2 separate regions of the Homo sapiens genome follow, and region 2 is linked to region 1. The links are chromatin loops, found by intact Hi-C in ENCODE. Cell type or tissue: PC-9. All regions are shown on one strand.

Region 1 (5,000 bases):
ATCATGAATTATCCATGCAGGAATATGTCTTTCAAGTACATTGTTTTGGATTCCTGAGAGCTTTAAATACAATTCAATCATTATTATTTTTCTAATCCAAAAATCAGTAGAGTGAATAATGGCCCACAAAATTCATCTAAAGGGATCTTGACTTGATTAAAATGACTCACTCAGGTTCATATAAATGTCTTGCACATAATTTCATTTTGAATTGGCAATGTGGCAATGTAGCACAAAGAGAACTGGACTAGAGGTTAGGAGAGCTGATTAAGGCTGGAATCTTCTTCAGTGAGGTGTGTGAACATAGCAAAATTAATACTTTCTGAACCCCAGCTTTCCTTATATTTATAGTGAAAGAATTATAAAAGACAAGGTCCATTATACCTCCAAGGTTCAGTCTAGCTCTTAAATTTATACTTTATATGACATTTCTGGGCTCTCTCAGAAAAGAGATTTTGTCTCACTATCCTTGGGATGAAAATAGGATACTTTCTTTTCTTTCATCTCTCCATTTGTCAGAGACAAAAAAAATCATCTCTCTCTTCTTAATGTTCTGTCTTAGTCTAGGCCACACTGTGGACAGAACAACATTGTCAGTTAGGGAACCGTGATTGGCTACACTCACCCTCTCTCTAAGCTGGTTTGCTAAAGGGAAGGCTTTGTCTCAAAATGGATGGCTATCAGTATGGTAGGTTTATCCAAAAAAAAAAAAAAAACCTCAGCAAGTTTATGTAAACACTGTGGTACTCAATGAAGGAAGTGCTGAGAGGGTAACAACATCTGACGAATGGGTAAATTTTCTGGAATCTCGCAAGGCTTTGAACATAGCTCTCCCTGGTGGAGACTGCCTGAGCCGACCTGATGTTGTTTTTCCTCATGGTTGGCAGTTATAGAGTGCAGTGGAACAATCAGTTCCTTGGTTATCCTCCAAGGTGAGCAAGGTCAGTTTTAAACAGCTTTGCTGTCAGGGAGCCTCATATTTTACTCTAGTCTCCTAACCTCACAAATCTTGAGGCTGGCACTGAAGTCAATGAGCCCTCTGCAGCCTGATTCCCCACAGCGACTTCTCTCTTCTTACAAACAATGCCTCATCTTGGTTCTGCACACCTGCACAGGTTTTTAGGGAGCAGGACTGCAATTAGTCAATGCAGCCATAATTCAACCGTTATAAAGTATTTGCTTTCACCAGGGTCCTTTTTGTACAGTCTCATATTAAGCATCCACCACAGGAAAATTGCCCTTGAATGTTTGGTCCTTCATCAGCATTAAACTACAGAGCTGACTTTGAATTTTGTCAAACGATTGTCATAGGACAGGGTGAGATTACATAGTCTTTTGCTTATTAGCATTTCATTTAGAACATTACCATATCAAATTGGCTTAATTCTCTTCAGGGTATAAATATTTAAATTTTACAAATTCCAATTATGTTCCTTGCCCCCATTTTGTTCTTCCCACAAGAAAAAAATAAATAAATAAACATGATTCAGAGTGTCTGTTAATCTCACTTAAGGCAAGGAGGAGCCTGAAGATGAACCGTTCATGAAATGACAGATGTCCTAAGAAAGAAAACATCTCCAAAATAAGACCATTTTACTCCCATTTCTTTCAGTGACATGGATGTTTCCAACTAAAATTATATTCAGCATTTTATTTCAATTAAGTAAGCTAGTGATATTGTTTGCAAATAGGTCCTGGTTAATATGGAGTTAAGTTCCTTGAAAATACAGCAGAACCCTTTTTGGGTGTGCCCTGATGATCCTCATCTGCTCCCTACGTGTCACTGACTTCTTTAGATTGTTATCAGGAAATTAGACACTCCATTGAAACAATCCTGGGAAAATAATTCAAGAATCTGGTTTTCATTTTCACTTCTGCTCCTAGAACATTGGACCAGCAGTGCTGGTCCTGTGAAGGACTTGTGTTTGTATGGATGGGACATTGCATAGACCAGCTTAGCAAGACTAATTGATGGTTCAAGTTCTCTGAAGTATAGTTAGTGGCCAGAGGTTGGACTAGAAGGAAGAGAATAAGCAATTTGTTTGTCCAGGTTTTGATTTGCCTGACCAGGTGTGTCCATTTTCTCATGGTTAATGCCTGCGTCAACAGCACTGAGAAGCAACTAAACATTAAAGATTTATGAAGAAAACATTTCATAACCTATGAAGAATTTTACAAACTCTTGGATAGATGAGTCATTGTGGCATTCCACATCTAATGCTATGAGTTGCTTTCCCTGTTCCCTCGTTTCCTTGTTGCATGTAGCCATATAATAAATAGAACTGAGCTGCGTGGTGACCCATGGGATAATTATAAATATAGTAATGATTGTCTTTGGTTTATCTGACAGACAAAATATGGAGAAATGTGATTATTGTACTGTGTTAAAATTGTTCTGTGCTAAGGGGCTGAAGGAGAAGTACAAACACCTTTGAGTACGGCCTTACCCGAAAGGCGTGATCATTCATCATTCTTTTTTTTCTTTTTTTTTTTTTTGAGATGGAGTCTCACTCTGTCACCCAGGCTGGAGTGCAATGGTGCAATCTTGGCTTACTGCGACCTCTGCCTCCCGGGTTCACACGATTCTCCTGCCTCAGCCTCCCGAATAGCTGGGACTACAGTGCACATCCCCACACCCGGCTAATTTTTTGTATTTTTAGTAGAGACAGGGTTTCACCGTGTTGGCCAGACTGGTCTCAAACTCCTGATCTCGTGATCTGCCTGCCTTGGCCTCCCAAAGTGTTGGGATTACAGGCGTGAGCCATCACGCCTGGCCAAGGTGGGATTATTCTTATTGTGAATCTACTGGAGAATCTACATTTGTTACAAAAAAGACAAAAATTCAGAGGGTCCACCCAAGGTGGGCTTAGAATTTGAATCTGTCTGCCTTTGTCTTGATTAAAAATGTATCATGATATTCAGGATAGAAAATTTATACTTTAGGTGGAGGCCTTGTCTCTCTCCAAACTTTTCTATAATGACTCTGAAGTATTTCTCAAAATGCAGTTCTTATGTCAATCATCTATGATGACTAGTTCCCAGTAGCCTTCTGGATAAAAATCTAAAGTATTAATCATGGCACCTCAGACCACAGACTAGCTCTTTAATGTCATCTCTTCTCTCTGGCCCTCTCATGCATTATTTTCTAGTTACATTGAACTGTCTATTATATCTTGGCTACTACATTTCTCATCTCCTTGTATTTGGATTTGTGATTCCTACACTCTGTAAACCTATTTTACAAATTAGGTTGGATAACTCTTATTCATTTTCTAGAATGCAATTACTCCTTCAAGGAAACTCGCTTAATTTTACACCAATGTCCCAACCCCAACTGAGATTTTCGTTCCTCCTGGATATTCTTTGTTCATTAAACTATCACCCACTACACTGTAAGTTCCTTTTTCCTAGAAATGTTGTCTTTTACTTACCAATCTATAATGCTTAGCTGTGTCTGATATACAGTAAGCTTCAGTCAGTGTTTGTTGAATGAATAAGTGGGGTAAGTCAAGAGTGAGGGACCTAGGAAAGGTGCCTTTGAAGTTGGCCAGTCCTTTGGAACTGGAGTAGATATCATTGGATATCTTAGTCATTGAATAATAGATCATTTTTGTCTTTTGCTATATTTGCTGCTTTTTCTTTACCTTGGTATTTAATAAGGTCTCTTTTAAAGTTCTAGCCTCCCTAAACTGTGCTAAGAGAAACATGGAAGAGATTTTGTTTGTTCTTTATGTAGAGCAAAGAAAGGGCACACCATCCCTCCTGAGGCTAGCGAGATGGTGGCAGCAATATCTGAAATGTGAGAATCTCAAGAGGAAAGCAAGGACTTCCAAGGAGAGTGGAAGAACTACTGGGCCAATTGTTTTTCCAGAAATAAGAAAAGCCTGGAGGGTTGAGGTTTTGTTTTAATAAAGAAAATCCCATTTTCTTCCAGTGCCTTTCCACTGTCTCCTTTTAGCCATATTCTCCTCACTTTGCCAGGCTGTCCAGGTCCTTTATGTTGTCCTCTGGACATAGAGTTGCTACAACCTTTTCTGGATTCTTATACCTGCTATGGCTGGGGGCCTTTCCCAGACAGCAGTCACCTAAACAGGACATTTACCCTTATAGGTGCTGAGTGTTTATGGCTGAATGGACCTTGCTTCATAGGAGTAGGTTTCACTCCAAAACTTGTGGCTTAATATAGCAATCATTTTGTTATCTCCCATGTTTCCATGGGTTTACTGTGTTCAGCTGGGTATTATTCTGTTGCTCTTGCTTGCGGTTTCTCATGTGGTTGCAGTCAGACGATGACTATTTCCTCATCTGCAGGCTGCTGTTATAATCTGGAGGCCTGTGTGAGATATTGGGAGGGCTGAACCTCCCTCCTTCTCCATGTAGTCTCAGGATTTCTCTATAATGACATCTTAATGACGTCTCTTTGTGATAGCCAGACCAGAGAAGAATACTTTTTTTCTTTTTTCTTTTTTTTCTTTCTGGGATGGCGTCTTGCTGTGTTGCCCACACTGGAGTGCAATGACATGATCTCGGCTCACTGCAACCTCCACCTCCAGGGCTCAAGTGATTCTCCTGCCTCAGCCTCCTGAGTAGCTGGAATTACAGGCATGCGCCACCATGCCTGGCTAATTTTTGTATTTTTAGTAGAGACAGGGTTTCACTATGTTGGCCAGGCTGGTCTCGAACTCCTGACCTCAGGTGATCCTCCCACCTCGGCCTCCCTAATTGTTGGGATTACAGGCGTGAGCCACTGCACCCAGCAGGAAGAAGACTTCTTATGTGGCCAGTTAGAGTTCCCAAAACCAAGCAAAGGGAGGCAGAGGCTGCCACCCCTCTTAAAATCTAGGTCCAGAAGTGTCACCATGTCACTCCTAACATGTACTATTGTTCATGGAAGTCACAGGGAAGCACAGATTTATTGTGGGAGGGGACTACACAAGATTATGAATGCCAGAAGGCATGGTTCATTGGGGACATCTTTTAAAACTCGCTAACTCGTTATC
Region 2 (5,000 bases), 830 kb before region 1:
CATTGTTCAAAACACAGATCTTGTGGATTGGTCCTTCCTTCCTCATAGTACAATTAAGACTTTTACATTGTACTTGGATCAAATGGCTACATTAATTGGTCAGGGAAGATTACGAATAATAACATTGTGTGGAAATGACCCAGATAAAATCACTGTTCCTTTCAACAAGCAACAAGTTAGACAAGCCTTTATCAGTTCTGGTGCATGGCAGATTGGTCTTGCTAATTTTCTGGGAATTATTGATAATCATTACCCAAAAACAAAAATCTTCCAGTTCTTAAAATTGACTACTTGGATTCTACCTAAAATTACCAGACGTGAACCTTTAGAAAATGCTCTAACAGTATTTACTGATGGTTCCAGCAATGGAAAAGCGGCTTACACAGGGCCGAAAGAACGAGTAATCAAAACTCCGTATCAATCAGCTCAAAGAGCAGAGTTGGTTGCAGTCATTACAGTGTTACAAGATTTTGACCAACCTATCAATATTATATCAGATTCTGCATATGTAGTACAGGCTACAAGGGATGTTGAGACAGCTCTAATTAAATATAGCACGGACGATCATTTAAACCAGCTATTCAATTTATTACAACAAACTGTAAGAAAAAGAAATTTCCCATTTTATATTACTCATATTCGAGCACACACTAATTTACCAGGGCCTTTGACTAAAGCAAATGAACAAGCTGACTTACTGGTATCATCTGCATTCATAAAAGCACAAGAACTTCTTGCTTTGACTCATGTAAATGCAGCAGGATTAAAAAACAAATTTGATGTCACATGGAAACAGGCAAAAGATATTGTACAACATTGCACCCAGTGTCAAGTCTTACACCTGTCCACTCAAGAGGCAGGAGTTAATCCCAGAGGTCTGTGTCCTAATGCGTTATGGCAAATGGATGGCACGCATGTTCCTTCATTTGGAAGATTATCATATGTTCATGTAACAGTTGATACTTATTCACATTTCATATGGGCAACTTGCCAAACAGGAGAAAGTACTTCCCATGTTAAAAAACATTTATTATCTTGTTTTGCTGTAATGGGAGTTCCAGAAAAAATCAAAACTGACAATGGACCAGGATATTGTAGTAAAGCTTTCCAAAAATTCTTAAGTCAGTGGAAAATTTCACATACAACAGGAATTCCTTATAATTCCCAAGGACAGGCCATAGTTGAAAGAACTAATAGAACACTCAAAACTCAATTAGTTAAACAAAAAGAAGGGGGAGACAGTAAGGAGTGTACCACTCCTCAGATGCAACTTAATCTAGCACTCTATACTTTAAATTTTTTAAACATTTATAGAAATCAGACTACTACTTCTGCAAAACAACATCTTACTGGTAAAAAGCACAGCCCACATGAAGGAAAACTAATTTGGTGGAAAGATAATAAAAATAAGACATGGGAAATAGGGAAGGTGATAACGTGGGGGAGAGGTTTTGCTTGTGTTTCACCAGGAGAAAATCAGCTTCCTGTTTGGATACCCACTAGACATTTGAAGTTCTACAATGAACCCATCGGAGATGCAAAGAAAAGGGCCTCCACAGAGATGGTAACCCCAGTCACATGGATGGATAATCCTATAGAAGTATATGTTAATGATAGTGTATGGGTACCTGGCCCCACAGATGATCGCTGCCCTGCCAAACCTGAGGAAGAAGGGATGATGATAAATATTTCCATTGTGTATCGTTATCCTCCTATTTGCCTAGGGAGAGCACCAGGATGTTTAATGCCTGCAGTCCAAAATTGGTTGGTAGAAGTACCTACTGTCAGTCCTAACAGTAGATTCACTTATCACATGGTAAGCGGGATGTCACTCAGGCCACGGGTAAATTATTTACAAGACTTTTCTTATCAAAGATCATTAAAATTTAGACCTAAAGGGAAACCTTGCCCCAAGGAAATTCCCAAAGAATCAAAAAATACAGAAGTTTTAGTTTGGGAAGAATGTGTGGCCAATAGTGCGGTGATATTACAAAACAATGAATTCGGAACTATTATAGATTGGGCACCTCGAGGTCAATTCTACCACAATTGCTCAGGACAAACTCAGTCGTGTCCAAGTGCACAAGTGAGTCCAGCTGTTGATAGCGACTTAACAGAAAGTCTAGACAAACATAAGCATAAAAAATTACAGTCTTTCTACCCTTGGGAATGGGGAGAAAAAGGAATCTCTACCCCAAGACCAGAAATAATAAGTCCTGTTTCTGGTCCTGAACATCCAGAATTATGGAGGCTTTGGCCTGACACCACATTAGAATTTGGTCTGGAAATCAAACTTTAGAAACAAGAGATCGTAAGCCATTTTATACTATCGACCTAAATTCCAGTCTAACGGTTCCTTTACAAAGTTGCGTAAAGCCCTCTTATATGCTAGTTGTAGGAAATATAGTTATTAAACCAGACTCCCAAACTATAACCTGTGAAAATTGTAGATTGTTTACTTGCATTGATTCAACTTTTAATTGGCGGCACCGTATTCTGCTGGTGAGAGCAAGAGAGGGCGTGTGGATCTCTGTGTCCGTGGACTGACCGTGGGAGGCCTCGCCATCCATCCATATTTTGACTGAAGTATTAAAAGGCATTTTAAATAGATCCAAAAGATTCATTTTTACCTTAATTGCAGTGATTATGGGATTAATTGCAGTCACAGCTACGGCTGCTGTGGCAGGAGTTGCATTGCACTCTTCTGTTCAGTCGGTAAACTTTGTTAATGATTGGCAAAAGAATTCTACAAGATTGTGGAATTCACAATCTAGTATTGATCAAAAATTGGCAAATCAAATTAATGATCTTAGACAAACTGTCATTTGGATGGGAGACAGACTCATGAGCTTAGAACATTGTTTCCAGTTACAGTGTGACTGGAATACGTCAGATTTTTGTATTACACCCCAAATTTATAATGAGTCTGAGCATCACTGGGACATGGTTAGACGCCATCTACAGGGAAGAGAAGATAATCTCACTTTAGACATTTCCAAATTAAAATAACAAATTTTCGAAGCATCAAAAGCCCATTTAAATTTGATGCCAGGAACTGAGGCAATTGCAGGAGTTGCTGATGGCCTCGCAAATCTTAACCCTGTCACTTGGGTTAAGACCATCGGAAGTACTATGATTATAAATCTCATATTAATCCTTGTGTGCCTGTTTTGTCTGTTGTTAGTCTGCAGGTGTACCCAACAGCTCCGAAGAGACAGCGACCATCGAGAACGGGCCATGATGACGATGGCGGTTTTGTCGAAAAGAAAAGGGGGAAATGTGGGGAAAAGCAAGAGAGATCAGATTGTTACTGTGTCTGTGTAGAAAGAAGTAGACATAGGAGACTCCATTTTGTTCTGTACTAAGAAAAATTCTTCTGCCTTGAGATTCTGTTAATCTATGACCTTACCCCCAACCCCGTGCTCTCTGAAACAGGTGCTGTGTCAAACTCAGGGTTAAATGGATTAAGGGTTGTGCAAGATGTGCTTTGTTAAACAAATGCTTGAAGGCAGCATGCTCCTTAAGAGTCATCACCACTCCCTAATCTCAAGTACCCAGGGACACAAAAACTGCGGAAGGCCGCAGGGACCTCTGCCTAGGAAAGCCAGGTATTGTCCAAGGTTTCTCCCCATGTGATAGTCTGAAATATGGCCTCATGGGAAGGGAAAGACCTGACCGTCCCCCAGCCCGACACCCGTAAAGGGTCTGTGCTGAGGAGGATTAGTATAAGAGGAAGGCATTCCTCTTGCAGTTGAGACAAGAGGAAGGCATCTGTCTCCTGCCCGTCCCTGGGCAATGGAATGTCTCGGTATAAAACCCGATTGTACGTTCCATCTACTGAGATAGGAAGAAAACGCCTTAGGGCTGGAGGTGGGACATGCAGGCAGCAATACTGCTTTGTAAAGCATTGAGATGTTTATGTGTATGCATATCTAAAAGCACAGCACTTGATTCTTTACCTTGTCTATGATGCAAAGACCTTTGTTCACGTGTTTGTCTGCTGACCCTCTCCCCACTATTGTCTTGTGACCATGACACATCCCCCTCTCAGAGAAACACCCACGAATGATCAATAAATACTAAGGGAACTCAGAGACGGCGCGGATCCTCCATATGCTGAACGCTGGTTCCCTGGGTCCCCTTATTTCTTTCTCTATACTTTGTCTCTGTGTCTTTTTCTTTTCCAAGTCTCTCATTCCACCTTAAGAGAAACACTCACAGGTGTGGAGGGGCAACCCATCCCTTCAGAGGTGGGTGGATCACCTGAGGTCAGGAGTTCAAGACAAGCCTGGCCAACATGGTGAAACCCCATCTCTACTAAAAATACAAAATTAGCCAGGTGTGGTGGCAGGTGTCTGTAGTCCCAGCTACTTGGGAGGCTGACGAGAATCGCTTGAACCTGGGAGGGGGAGGTTTCAGTGAGCCGAGATTGCACCACTGCACTCCAGCCTGGGGGACAGAGTGAAACTCTGTCTCAAAAAAACAACAAAAAACCCCACCTATAGACAGGACTAGCTACATAAATAACTTGCAGGGCTCAGTGTAAAATGAAAGTGTGAGGTCCCTTTTTCAAAGACGTAGAAGGCCGGGTGCGGTGGCTCATGCCTGTAATCCCAGCACTTTGGGAGGCTGAGGCAGGCAGGTTATGAGGTCAGGAGTTCGAGACAGCCTGACCAATATGGTGAAACCCCATCTCTACTAAAAATACAAAAATTAGCTGGGTGTGGTAGCGGGCGCCTGTAGTCCCAGCTACTCAGGAGGCTGAGGCAGAAGAATTACTTGAACCCAGGAGACGGAGGTTGCAGTGAGCTGAGATCGTGCCACTGCACTCTCCAGCCTCCTCGGTGACAGAGCGAGACTCTGTCTCAAAAAAAAAAAAAAAAACAGAAAAAGGTGCTATTAAAGATACCAAAATATAAGGCACTTTCCTTTATTCTGCAATCTGTCTCTCCACTTTTCATAGTATTTTTTCATTTGTTATTTAACATCATGTTTTGTCA

The links. Hi-C counts contacts between places; a loop is a spot of excess contacts. Peaks named below come from ENCODE experiments on the same cell type or tissue, not always from the same donor. Only the 100,000 strongest peaks of a DNase experiment are listed, where the experiment ranks them.
Region 2: a loop joins it to region 1, with 11 times the contacts of the local background. A loop is called at or near these places in 13 of 110 quality-filtered maps.

What each region holds. Positions count from the first base shown.
Region 1 is chr3:102,528,824-102,533,823 of GRCh38, forward strand. No RefSeq gene overlaps it. Among named protein-coding and RNA genes, the nearest start is that of ZPLD1, 96 kb to the left of the region's middle. In PC-9, no CTCF peak of the experiment used is centred here; DNase peaks (open chromatin) are centred at 1,788 and 2,168; H3K27ac peaks cover 1,627 bases.
Region 2 is chr3:101,696,769-101,701,768 of GRCh38, forward strand. LOC124906262 (endogenous retrovirus group K member 5 Gag polyprotein) reads left to right here. Exons shown (of 3, transcript XM_047449415.1): 3 at 1-5,000. Among named protein-coding and RNA genes, the nearest start is that of RPL24, 13 kb to the left of the region's middle. RefSeq lists enhancers at 2,731-3,490, 4,251-5,000. In PC-9, a CTCF peak has its summit at 3,017; no DNase peak of the experiment used is centred here.